Regions from separate parts of the Homo sapiens genome. Here region 2 is linked to region 1. The links are chromatin contacts, found by Hi-C or POLR2A ChIA-PET in ENCODE. All regions are on one chromosome and are shown on one strand. The core of a region is the stretch at or near the end of the contact, and the rest is flanking DNA. Distances in the headings are between cores, read along the strand shown.

The links. Hi-C counts contacts between places; a loop is a spot of excess contacts on that map. ChIA-PET counts read pairs that join two places held with the same protein, here RNA polymerase II (POLR2A). Pooled maps may share reads with other maps.
Region 2: a map of PC-3 shows a loop between it and region 1 (7-fold over the local background). The contact joins the promoter of ETV2 here to the promoter of DMKN in region 1. A Hi-C loop is called at or near these places in 4 of 168 maps with a recorded cell type or tissue (HCT116, MCF 10A, PC-3 and 1 more) and 7 of 50 pooled maps. POLR2A ChIA-PET finds 5 or more read pairs at or near these places in 15 of 52 experiments (Caco-2, GM12878, H1 and 11 more).

The regions. Positions count from the first base shown.
Region 1 is chr19:35,510,078-35,516,418 of GRCh38, reverse strand. DMKN (dermokine) reads left to right here and starts at 2,770. Exons shown (of 16, transcript NM_033317.5): 1 at 2,770-3,369; 2 at 3,629-3,829; 3 at 3,942-3,998; 4 at 4,606-4,656; 5 at 4,826-5,008; 6 at 6,167-6,235. The coding sequence starts at 2,944. RefSeq lists an enhancer at 5,931-6,240.
Region 2 is chr19:35,636,900-35,643,546 of GRCh38, reverse strand. It overlaps ETV2 (ETS variant transcription factor 2), which reads right to left and starts at 1,802. Exons shown (of 7, transcript NM_014209.4): 1 at 1,391-1,802; 2 at 1,017-1,113; 3 at 849-932; 4 at 502-582; 5 at 1-273. The coding sequence starts at 1,086. RBM42 (RNA binding motif protein 42) reads right to left here. Exons shown (of 10, transcript NM_024321.5): 9 at 6,195-6,389; 10 at 5,862-6,105. The coding sequence ends at 5,993. RefSeq lists a silencer at 1-277 and an enhancer at 931-1,646.

The sequences.
Region 1 (6,341 bases), core at 1,521-4,020:
TTTTATTTGGTTCACACTAGTTATTTAATAAGGATGCCCTAGGGCTGATCTGAGGTGGCTCCTCAGGCCCAGCGATGTCTGAGGGGCAATTTTTTCCTAGCAGGTAGAACACAGGCCTGTTGGTGGCATGGGAGAATTGAGGTGATCCATGGACACGGCTTTGAATAACTGAATCACACAGGGAGAAACTTACTTTCTTCTCAATTTTCTTTTAAGCTCTCTGACTATGTTAAAGAGAAAGACTTCATTTTAGTTTTTGAAAAAATTTATTATTAGTGTTATTTTCTTGAGGCCTGGACCTACCTTTGAGAAAGACCCCATGTCCAGCTGTGCTGGTGAGTCAGAACACCTCTTTCATACTTGCTAATCTTCCTTCTTAACAAAAAGGGCACATGGCCGGGCGTGGTGGCTCATGCCTGTAATCCCAGCGCTTTGGGAGGCCAAGGCAGGCAGATCACTTGAGGTCAGGAGTTCGAGACCAGCTTGTCCAACATGGTCAAACTCCGTCTCTACTAAAAATACAAAAATTAACTGGGCATGGTGGTGTGCATCTGCAATCCCAGCTATTTGGGAGGCTGAGGAAGGAGAATTGCTTGAACTCTGGAGGTGGAGGTTGCAGTGAGCCGAGATTGCGCCATTGCACTCCAGCCTGGGCAACAGAGGGAGACTCCATCTCGAAACAAAACAAACAAACAAACAAAAAACAAAGAGAGTGCAGGAGCTGCAGCAAGCATAATGTAATACCACTGTTTGCTCATGCCTGTCATCCCAGCACTTTGGGAGGCTAAGGCAGGAGGATCGTATGAGCCCAGGGGTTTGAGATCAGCCTGGGCAACACAACAAGATCTCATCTCCACAAAAATAAAAATTAAAAAATTAGCTGGAGGCTAGGTGCGGTGGCTCACGCCTGTAATCCCAGCACTTTGGGAGGCCGAGGCAGGCAGATCACGAGGTCAGGAGTTCACGACCAGCCTGGCCAACATGGTGAAACCCTGTCTCTACTAAAAACACAAAAATTAGCCCAGCGTGGGATTACAGGCCCAGCATGCGCCTGTAATCCCAGCTACTTGGGAGGCTGAGGCAGGATAATCACTTGAACCTGGGAGGCGGAGGTTGCAGTGAGCCAAGATCGTGCCATTGCACTTCAGCCTGGGCAACAGAGTAAGACTCTGTCTCAAAAAGAAAAAAAAAATTAGCTGGGTGTGCTGGTGTGCATCTATAGTCCCAGCTACTTGGGAGACTGAGACAGGAGGATCGCTTGAGCCCAGGAGGTCGATGCTGCAGTGAGCTACAATTGTGCCAGTGTACTCCAGCCTGGGCAAGACCCTGTCTCTAGAAAAAAAGAACCATCTCCCAGAGTTGTATAATTCTTAAACTGCTTGTGCTTAGTCCAATGCTGGGTACATACAGAACCGCTGATAAGCTGGAGCTGTAATTATTATTATTATTATTATTATTATTACCACCATCGCTATTATCATCATTAACGAGTCAGAGATGGAATAACAGGGAAGTAGGAGCTGAGGAGGACAGATGGGGATAGTGTTTACAAGGTAAGAAGTGTTGGATGTTATAAGCTGGGGTGCGGATATTGGGGTGGAGAGAAGAGAGAGACTGACTGAGAGACATTGAGAAAGGCTGATGGAAACTGGCCCCTCCTAACTGGGCGATGAACCCCAGTGATACGAAACAGTGGGAGGCCCTGTGGCCCCTGGGAATAGAGAAGCAGCCACACTTGCTGGGCAGGGGTGAGGCGGGGGGAGGCTCCCAGGTTCTGTATCCCGAGCTGGGACTGGGGAGAGGGCCGTGGCTCTCACGGATGGCTCCTGACCTTGCGCTACCCTCTTCTCGCTTGCCATTGCTGCCCTGGCCCCTGGCCTGGGGGATGGGTGGGGTGAGCTGGCCCAGTCCCGCCCCTCATAGGCGCTTATACTCACACGTGCCCCTCTAGGGCTGCGTAAACAGGATGGGTGCCTGGGTCAGCGGCTCCCTCCCTTGGCCTTCCCTCCCACTCGTTCCCTGGGGGTGGCTGGCGCGCCTGGCTGCCCTGCTCCGCGCCCAGCTTTCTCAGCCGGGAGCAGCCTGAACGCTGAGACACCCTGCTGACCACTCAAAGGGCTATGGCCACCTCCTTCCCCGACACCGAGGGTCCCCCCGGGGGCTCTCCCCAGAATCTCAGAAACTGACACGCAGCCCCGTGTTTGCCAGTCTCTCTCTGTGGGCTGGAAGGTGTGGAGGAACAAGAAGGCAGTCACCTGTAGGTGGCAATGCGGGAGGGGAGAGGGAGAGGAGAGGCTGAGGTGCTGAAACCGAGAAAGGCCAGGCCGAGGACGGGCAATGCCTGTCACTCTGGAGCCCCTGAGCCAGGCTGGCTGAGCCTGGGTGGGTCCTGTCCCCTGGGGCTTCCCTGTCCTTACTCCTTTGGTGGGGTCCTGCCAGTAACTCCTCTCTTCTAAGTCTGCCCCCACCCCACCGCCTCCAGGAGCCAACGACAACCTGTCTCCTTAGATGCCCCTGCCCCCACCCAGCTCCCCGAATGCCTGGGGTTGGGAAATGGGAGCACTTTTGCATCACCTCATCCATTTCTCCCTCCCTCCCTGATGCGGCTCACTCTCTGTTTCGACAGAGACTCTCAGACTCACAATAACAGCTGATTACCCTATTGGTGGCTGGGCCCTGAGTCACTGCGGGGAGGGACCTCAGGTTGCCCAGCCCTGTCACCTTCTCCCAACCTAGAGTATAAGGAGTAGTGACAGGGAGGTGGACTCTGAGAAGCCCAGGCAGTTGAGGACAGGAGAGAGAAGGCTGCAGACCCAGAGGGAGGGAGGACAGGGAGTCGGAAGGAGGAGGACAGAGGAGGGCACAGAGACGCAGAGCAAGGGCGGCAAGGAGGAGACCCTGGTGGGAGGAAGACACTCTGGAGAGAGAGGGGGCTGGGCAGAGATGAAGTTCCAGGGGCCCCTGGCCTGCCTCCTGCTGGCCCTCTGCCTGGGCAGTGGGGAGGCTGGCCCCCTGCAGAGCGGAGAGGAAAGCACTGGGACAAATATTGGGGAGGCCCTTGGACATGGCCTGGGAGACGCCCTGAGCGAAGGGGTGGGAAAGGCCATTGGCAAAGAGGCCGGAGGGGCAGCTGGCTCTAAAGTCAGTGAGGCCCTTGGCCAAGGGACCAGAGAAGCAGTTGGCACTGGAGTCAGGCAGGTTCCAGGCTTTGGCGTAGCAGATGCTTTGGGCAACAGGGTCGGGGAAGCAGCCCATGCTCTGGGAAACACTGGGCACGAGATTGGCAGACAGGCAGAAGATGTCATTCGACACGGAGCAGATGCTGTCCGCGGCTCCTGGCAGGGGGTGCCTGGCCACAATGGTGCTTGGGTGAGTGGCTGTGGGGCTGCATGTGGAAATGGGAGGCTGTGGGCTGCTGGGCTGAGATTCTTGGGAAACGGTTGAAAGGATGGATGGATCTCTTACTTGCAGGCTTCTGGGGCAGCTTCCTTCTATGTTCTGCCCCCCTCCTATGCCACCCTGGAGTCCCTCTGCCTGTCTCTCTCCTGGTCTCTTTATGATTTGCCCTGGCTCTTCTCTACCAGGGTCAGAGATGGTCCCACTAAGTGCAGGTATGTTGTTCTTGCAGGAAACTTCTGGAGGCCATGGCATCTTTGGCTCTCAAGGTGGCCTTGGAGGCCAGGGCCAGGGCAATCCTGGAGGTCTGGGGACTCCGTGGGTCCACGGATACCCCGGAAACTCAGCAGGCAGCTTTGGAATGAATCCTCAGGGAGCTCCCTGGGGTCAAGGAGGCAATGGAGGGCCACCAAACTTTGGGACCAACACTCAGGTAAAGTCACCCCCAGACCTGCTACCTGCCACCTCCCTCCCTCCAAGCCCACATGCTCCGCGTGCCTCCCTGGTCCCTCTGGATCCTACTCTCAGTCTCACCCTCTCTGCAGGGAGCTGTGGCCCAGCCTGGCTATGGTTCAGTGAGAGCCAGCAACCAGAATGAAGGGGTAAGAGGAAGGGGCTGGGAACAAATGAAGAAGCCACTGGGTGCAGGCTACAGAGAGCTGGGGAAAGACAAAGAGGAAAGCAAGATGGGGGAGTGGAGGGATTGGGGTGAGAGGAAGAGATGGGGCTGGGCGAGGTGGCTCACACCTGTAATCCCAGCACTTTGGGAGGCCAAGGCACGTGGATCACCTGAGGTCAGGAGTTCAAGACCAGCCTGGTCAACATGGTGAAACCCTGTCTTCACTAAAAATACAAAAATCAGCCGGTCATAGTGGCATGCGCCTGTAATTGCAGCCACTTGGGAGGCGGAGGCAGGAGAATCACTTGAACCTGGGAGATGGAGGTTGCAGTGAGCCGAGATCGCATCACTGCACTCCAGCCTGAGCAACAGAGTGAGACCCTGTCTCAAAAAAAAAAAAAAAAAAAAAAGGAGGAAGAGACGGGCCTGGGCCTGGGGAGGAGGCAGATGGGAAGGGGAGGTGGGAGAAACACATTAGGAGAAAGGAAGCCAAGCCCCAAAGAATGGGAGAGGCCTGGCCTGTGTCCATGGCCGAGGCCAACGTCTCCAAACTCACCGTCCCCAAACTCACCATCCCTTTCCCTCGACAGTGCACGAATCCCCCACCATCTGGCTCAGGTGGAGGCTCCAGCAACTCTGGGGTGAGTGGAGAGGGGCAACCCAGGAGTTGTGCACCAGGAGGAAATGGAGAAGTTCTGCTCCCCTTAGACTGGGCATCATGGAATATGGCCTGGGTGGAGAGGGAGGGAGGAGGGGCCCGTCTTGGTGCTCTGTCTTTAATCCCAGCCCTGCTCCCTTCCTGCCCCTCAGGGAGGCAGCGGCTCACAGTCGGGCAGCAGTGGCAGTGGCAGCAATGGTGACAACAACAATGGCAGCAGCAGTGGTGGCAGCAGCAGTGGCAGCAGCAGTGGCGGCAGCAGTGGCGGCAGCAGTGGTGGCAGCAGTGGCAACAGTGGTGGCAGCAGAGGTGACAGCGGCAGTGAGTCCTCCTGGGTGAGTTTGGCACCTCTGTGGAAGGCTGAGATGGGGTGAGGCCCTAGTGGTCCCTGCCGGGAGAGGGCTCCAAGTTTCTCTGAAAGCTGCCGCTGCCCGAGGATGGGCGGCCTCGCTGATAGTCGTCACCCTGAGGCTCCCTCAGCCTCCTGTTCCCCACCCATGCTGTGCCCCTGATGCGCGCACTATCGTTTCTGCCAGAGCCACCCCACTGCTTCTGACTCTGTATCCCTATTTTCCACTCTGTGATGGTGGGGACGTTATCCCGCCTGTCTAAGCTCTTGCAGTCAAGTCCACTTGGCAAGTCTCAGGAGACCGTGGGGTGGCGGAGAAAGAGGGGGACATGGGAGAATATGACACTTGTCTGGGAAGCTCCCAGGAGAATGGGGGCAGGACTGTGATCCGGGAGACCTACGGACGCTGACAGAGCGACGGTGCAGACGACATTCACACATGGGGCCCCTGCACGATGGGTGTGAGGGCAGGAAGGGGCGCTGTGACCCCGCAGCTGCCACCCCAGGGCCCCGGGCCTCACTGACTCCAGAGCCGGCAGTCTCTCCAGCCTCCTGGTCAATGGCCTGTCCAACCCCTTGGCTGACGGCCTCTCCCATCCCGTGTCTTGGAGTCGAGCTGGAGAGGGAGCCACATCTGGCTTCCTCGGGGGTCGGGAAAAGTGTCAGACAGGAGGAGGTGCGTGGACACAATAAGCCGAATAACCTGAGCTGCTCTCATGCGCCGCTCCCCGTATGATCCTCCTCTCCCCCATCTAGGGCAGTTCTGGGAATGGTGACCAAGGCAGCTACGGCCGCTCCCAGGTGAGGGCTCTAGGGTCCCTTCCACTTGCTGCCCCCTGGTGGCAGGATCGCGGCTACTGCGCGGCCGGGCTCCAGGGGTTCCCACCCCCGGCCTGCGGTGGGCAGCAGCTCAGGTTCTCCAAATCATTGCGTAGTTCCGAATACCCTCGGCCACACCTGGCCTTCTCCATGCTCGGAATAACTTCCTGCAGCGACCAACAGGCTAAAGAGGGGGAAGGTCTGGAGGTTGGAAAGAGGACTGGAATCTGATTGGGGTTCCAACAAATCTGTAACACCGCTGGGAACGACTGGGTCCCCTTTAGGTCCTTTAGGACAGCGTTTGAAATCTTGCTTTCCCCTGCAGGGATCCAGCACCGGCTCCTCCTCCGGCAACCACGGTGGGAGCGGCGGAGGAAATGGACATAAACCCGGGGTGAGTGGCTGGCGTGAATCTCCCACCAACCGCGGGAAGGAAAAGGAGAGCAGCTGGTTTCACTCGCAGGATCGGGGAGCCAAGGCTCCGCGGAGATGGGGCTGGA
Region 2 (6,647 bases), core at 553-3,052, 130 kb before region 1:
GGCCACTGCCCCAGTAGGTATCGCCGTCGGGCCCCACAGAACAGTCCCAGCTGGTGTTGCTCCCGGCGGCCTGGGCGCGCGACCACGAGGTGGCCTCTCCCGCCACGGGGACGCAGTTCTGGCCCGCGGCGCCTTCGGAGCCGGCGGCGGGGATGGGGCCCGGGCCGAGAGGGGCGGGGCCCAGGGTCTGCGAGGCGCCGCTCCAAGAGTCCCAGGCTGTGCACGCCATGTCTGTCCAGTCCCCGGACCACGGAAGAGCCTGAGAGTCGGGCTCTGTGAGGAGTAACGGATCCCGAGTGAGGGGAGCCCAGGTGCCCCCTCAAAAACTCTAGGGTCTAAGCTCTCAACCCTGGCACTTGGGGCCCGGCTGACCCGGATCCAGGTCATGCCACCTTGAGGGCGCAGGTGTTCTCAGTCCTCAAAGATCAGGGAGTCTACACCTCTAGCCCCGGTGCCTCGGGACCCCAGTCCCCACCTCCCACCGCCTCTCCCCACACTCACCCGCCCCCCATGGAACTTCTGGGTGCAGTAACGCGGAGCCCCAGTCCAGCTGTGGGAAGCTTGCCAGGGATGAGCTTGTACCTGAGTTTAGGGAGGACTGTGAGCAATGAAAGAGACCCCTCAACTACCCACTCTCTAGTCTCTACTTGTCAGGGACTGGGAGTTATGGCCCCCCAGCCCGTATTTCAGCACCCCGCGCCCCCTTTTCCTTCACCCTCAGGGGTCAAGCACGCGGCCCCTCCCCACCCAGTCCCAGGAACCTAGGCACGCCCCCCTCCTCCCTTTGCCCTAGGATCCCAGCCTCCCCGCTTCTTCTCCAGCACTTAGGGGTCCCAGCCCGCAGCCACCTTTCCAGCATGTCTCTGCTGTCGCTGTCGGCGTGTCCCCTTGGAGTGCCAGATCAGGGAAACAGAAGCCTAATTTGGCTCCTTCTGCAGGCGATAAGGGGTTAGGGTCAGCAGAGGCCCCACCTGGACACCCTCCCCACACACGTTGTGGCAGCCTCGGCAGCCTACCAAGCCCTGCCAGCTTGTTCCCTGGAGGCACTTCCTGTGGGGATGCCTCATCCCAGTTCCACAGGTCCATGGATGCGATGAAGGCCTTCTGAATGTTCTGGGTCGGGAAAAGTCCAGATGGCAATGGGTGAGCTGGTGACACTTGGAGGCCCTGGAGTCTGGGCCCCAGCCCTAGCTTCCCTCAGAGCCAGGAGTCCAGGCCTCCGCTCCCTCCTTCCCCAGGAGCCTAAAATCTTGGTCCTGGGAGTGAGGGACCCCAGCTCTCTTCCTCTGTTAGACCCAGGAGTCCAGGCCCCCGGCTTCTTGGGAGTCTAGTCCCCCAGGTCCTTCCTAACCCAGACACCCAGGCATCTAGTCCTCAGTTCATCGCTCACCTCTGGCGGGTTCCTCTGCCCCCAGCCGGGGGTCTCAGCCCCATTTCATACCATGCACCCCCTCCCCCAAGGGCCTGGGCAAGGGGGAATTTTCCGAGACGTCAGAGCAGGGGTCGCAGCCAGGCTCAAGTTGCAGAGGCAGGGGCGGGGCCGAGCCTCGACCCCAGCCTCGGGGATAGGTGCTGGCCTCTGGGGCTGCCCTGCTGCAGGGGTGGCGTGGGCTTGGAGCGAGGCTTGGGGAACAGCGGGCTGGGTGAGGGCAGGGCGGAGGCTGGGAGAAGTTTACGGGGTGATGGGGGCGGGGCGGGGGGCTTGGTGAACGGGCTGTCTGCCTCAGGGTCTCGATCCTGCGACATGGGGGGAGTGAGGGGAGAGGGTCTGGGGTCAGCTGGGCTAAGCTGGGCTTATCTGCAACAGGAAGAGGGATTTCCGGCCAGATTCCCCCACCCGCCCCCAGCGTCAGCTGACGTCACAATCGGCAGAGTAACTGCGGGGGCGTGGAGCAGGAGTGAAGGCCCACCCAATCCTCCACCAGGCCCAGTAGGGAGGGCGTCCTGGGGCTGCTTCCCAGGAGTGCCAATCATAGCAATATTGACATCAACAATTTCAACAATAACAATAGTAGCAATAACGGCCAACATTAAATGAGGGCTCATTGTGTGAAACCAACTGTGCCATACCCCTTCATTGAATCCTTCTATGAGGCAAGTACAATACATACTCTCATTTGATGAAGGGGGAAGGTAAGGCAGGCATCCTCCCACTGCTCTCCTTCTCCAGACCCCATGCCCTTCCGCGCTGTAATAGTTTAGGACAATTGGGGAAACTGGAGTATGAACTGAATATGAAATATCATAGAATTCTTTTCTTAGATTTGATAATGGTATTCAGGAGGAAAGATATCATTTAGAAAATGAACTCAGAGATGAAATGTTATAATGTCTGTAACTTGTGGTTGGGCGCGGTGATTCACGCCTGTAATCCCAGCACTTTGGGAGGCTGAGGCGGGTGGATCATCTGAGGTCAGGAGTTCTAGATCAGCCTGTCCAACATGGTGAAACCCTGTCTCTACTAAAAATACAAAAAATTAGCCAGGCGTGGTGGCGGGTGCTTGTAATCCCAGCTACTCGGGAGGCTGAGGCAGGAGAATTGCTTGAACCAGGGAGATGGAGGTTGCAGTGAGCCAAGATCATGCCATTGCACTCCAGCCTGGGGAACAAGAGCGAAACTTCATCTCAAAAAAAGAAACAACAAAAAAAAAGTCTGTAACTTGCTCAAATAATTCAGCAAAAAACAACAAAAAACCACAGCTATACATGTAACATATACATACATACATGAAATATTTAGGACATACCTAAACTATAAAATTGTTCACGTAAAATTCAATAACTGGGTGTCCTATATATATATAAAATATTTTTCGAGATGGAGTCTCACTCTGTCGCCCAGGCTGGAGTGCAGTGGTGCGATCTCAGCTCACTGCAACCTCTGCCTCCCGGGTTCAAGCAATTCTGGTGCCTCAGCCTTCCAAGTAGCTGGGATTACAGGCAAGCACCACCATGCCCGGCTAATTTTTTGCATTTTTAGTAGAGATGGGGTTTTGCCATGTTGGCCAGGCTGGTCTCGAACTCCTGACCTCAAGTGATCCACTTGCCTCGGTCTCCCAAAGTGCTGGGATTACAGGCGTGAGCCACCATGCCTAGGCTAATTTTTGCATTTTTAGTAGAGATGGGGTTTTGCCATGTTGGCCAGGCTGGTCTCAAACTCCTGGCCTCAAGCTATCCACCTGCCTTAGCCTTAGTGCTGTAATTAGAAGCATGAGCCACCACCGTGCCCAGCCATCCTGCTGTATTTTAATAAGTATGTAATATTTACCATTAAAAATAACTTTTGCATATCGGCATCTTCCAGTCCCCAGCCCAGCCTCTTGATCATTAACTACTTGCCGTTCTGGAGAGCGGGTGGCATTGCTCCTCCTTCCATTTTACAGTAAAGTAAACCGGGGGTCCCATGGAGTGGGAGTGGGACTGGGATTGGAATCAGTGTGGGGTAAGCCACAGAGCCCTGGAGCATCACTGGTCCCTCTATCCGTCCAGCGCGGAGGCCTGAAGGGAGTCCTGGCTTCCCATCCTTGAAGCTGGCCTCTTGTCTGTCTCTCCATGTCTCTCTGCCCTCTTTCTTCAGGTTGGCATATCTAAAGCTGGGTCTCTGTTGCCACGGGCCTGACTCCAGTGAGGCTTTGTCACCTGGTCTCTTCTGACATCTCTGTCCCTCCCCATCTGTCTTTGAGTGTTCCTATCTCATCTCCTTGTCCGTCTCCATCTGTCTCTTGGTTTTCTCCCCGTCCCCCTTCCCACTGCACAGTCTCTGATGGTTCTCATCTCTGCCTCTGAGCCTCCTGCTCACAGCGCCATCTCTACCTCTGCTTGCCACATTCTATGTGTGTGTGTCTCTTCTTGTTCTCAGGAAGACTTGTGTGCATTAAAAAAAAAGATAAACATTTAGGGGGTACAAGTGCAGATTCCTTACTGGATATATGTCAGTATATCCAGTATACTGGCCTGGGCCTTTAGTGCACCCGAATGGTGAGCAACGTACCCAACTGGTAACTGTTCAGCTTCCCCCACGCTCCCACCTTTTGGAGTCTGCAGTGCCTGTTACCCCACTCTGCATGTCCACGTGTACCTGCTGTTCTGCTCCCACTTGGAAGTGAGAATCACATGCATTTGGAAGCGTCCTTTCTGGAGCCATCCTCTCTTCCCATCTCCTCCCGTGACCCTATGCTTGCTGTCAGTACAAGGGGGGTCAGGGGTAGAAAAGACTAGTGATGGGGGGAAGGGGCTTTGAGGATCCTGGGGCTGGGTGGTCTGGCCCAGGTGGCAGGGGGCTAAAGGGCACTTCCTGCCAGGGAGGCTCTCACCCTCTGACCAGACTGGAAAATGTGACGTCAGAGAGGGGGCAGTAAGGCGGGGAAGACAGGAACAGGAGAAATTCGACACCTCTCCTGGGGGACCTCGGTCCCTGAGAGGCCTTGGTATTGTCCATCCCCCGACTTATGCCCCACAAAGTCCTGCCCAACCTGCTCCCTCCTAATGGAGGGTTCCGATGGCTGTGTCCCTGGGAGACCCTCCACTCCTCCCCATACTCAAACCTGCCATCTCCCTCCTCTGGCCCAGTCCCTGCCCCAGCCTTCTAGACTTCCAGCCACAGTGGTGGTCGCAGGGCGTTTTTTTTTTTTTTTTTTTGAGACAGAATCTCACTCTGTCACTAAGGCTGGAGTGCAGTGGCGCGATCTCAGCTCACTGCAACCTCCTTTTACCAGGTTCAAGCGATTCTCCTGCCTCAGCCCTCCCAAGTAGCTGGGACTACATGTGCCCGCCACCACGCCCAACTAATTTTTGTATTTTTCAGTAGGCACAGGGTTTCACTATGTTGGCCAGGCTGGTCTCGAACTCGTGACCTCAAGTGATCTGCCTGCCTCCCAAAGTGCTGGGATTACAGGCGTGCGCCACCGCACCCAGCCGGTCACAGGGCCCTTTCTACAGCGCACATCTGTGCTGCCCAGGACCTTGCTGCTGCTTGAATTTTCTCAGCTTTTTGGGGCTTGCTGCTGCCTTCTGCGTAAAGCTTAAGCCCTCAGCCTGGCATTCAAGGCCCTGCACAGACACCTCTTCAGACAGGCAGAGGCCAGCTTGGAGCTGGGAAGAGAGGGGAACAGACCCCAAGTCTCTGTTCTCTCTATCTGTGGGTCTCTCCTCCTTTTTCATTTCCCAGCTCCAAGGGAGAGAACAGAGACCAACAGGGATATAGAAGCTTAGAGACAAGAAATGGAGGGGTACCCACAGAGACAGAGATAGAGGTGCCCACCGAGACTTAGAGCATGGTGAGCTGGCTGGGCATGGCAGACTGGAGAAGCTGGAAAGCCCCAGAGGAGACTTGGGGGTGGACGGTTCCTTCAGGAAGGGCCCCCTCACCCACAGGTCAGCGCCCCCATCCTGCCCTGACCACTCTGGGCTCTTATCGTCAGGGCACCGGGCCTATTTTCTGCACTGGACCTTGAGCTCTAACGGTGCAGGGCCCAGGACTTTTAGTCACCATTGTGTCCTCAAGCACTGTTCAGACCCTTGGTGAGAGTCTGCTGGATGGAAGAGGGCCTAGAAGCCTGTGAGCTCCAGAAGGGAAGGGCCTAGATCTCCTACCTTGGTGCTGAGAACACAGGAAGTAGCCAGGACACGGGGATGGGCCTCAGCTTGGCTTCACCCTTGCCATTGGCCCCCCTTTCTCCTCTGGAATAAGCAGCACTCAGCATGTGTGGAAGAGGTTTGAAGAGGGAATGGGTGCGCAGGAAGGGCTCAGAAGCCCCCGCCTGGGTGTTTGCCTGGGTAAACTCTCAAGGCTCCCCGCCATTTCCAGCTGTGGGGAAGCCAAGCCCTGCTCCCCACAGCGTGCTTCCATGCCCAGCCAGGGGTGGAAATGAACGTAAATTTATTGAAACTGGTTTTGGGGCAGGGGATGGGTGGACAGCTGGGGGTTTTCCAAAGAGAACTGAGGGAGGAGCCAGCGCCCGGCCAGGTGGGAGCGGGTGCCTGGCCACAGACCCTATCTCAGGCCCAGCTTCTTCTTTTCCTTCTGCTTCTTGCGGACCACGTCCAGATTCCGGTCCTTCCACATGCTCTTGCGAAGCTTGATGGGGCGCGAGCCCACATACTTCCCTGTGGAGACAGAGGGTTCAAGGCAGGCTCGGGTCAGGCTTAGGCCAGCGCCTGCCGCGCCTGCAGTTCCCAGGGGAGGCCGCACCCACCATTCATCTCACGCATGGCGCGCACGTAGTCGCTGGGGTCCTTGAAGCTGACGAAGCCGTAGCCCTTGGTCTTGCCTGTGCGCTTGTCACGGATCACCTTGGCCTTAAGGAAGGATGGGAAGCGGCTGAAGGCGCGTGCCAAGATGTCATCGTTCACCTCATTGCCCAGATCCCCACAGAAGATCCGGAAGTCATCTGGGGATGGGGAAGAGATGACATCAGAGGATGCAGAGGCCTTGCCCAGTGTCTACCTTGTCTGAACGATCCCACCTTTTCGGAGGTATCTAGTCTCTGCCTAGGGACCTCTTAGTAATAATGGTCAACACCTACTGACCCTGCGCCAGGAGCTCTGCTGGCACCTGGAGGGGTGTTTCCATTTCTGGCACTCCCAACCATGCTTTTACACTGAGGCACAGAGAGGTGAAGTCACTGCCCACAGTGACACAAGCAGGA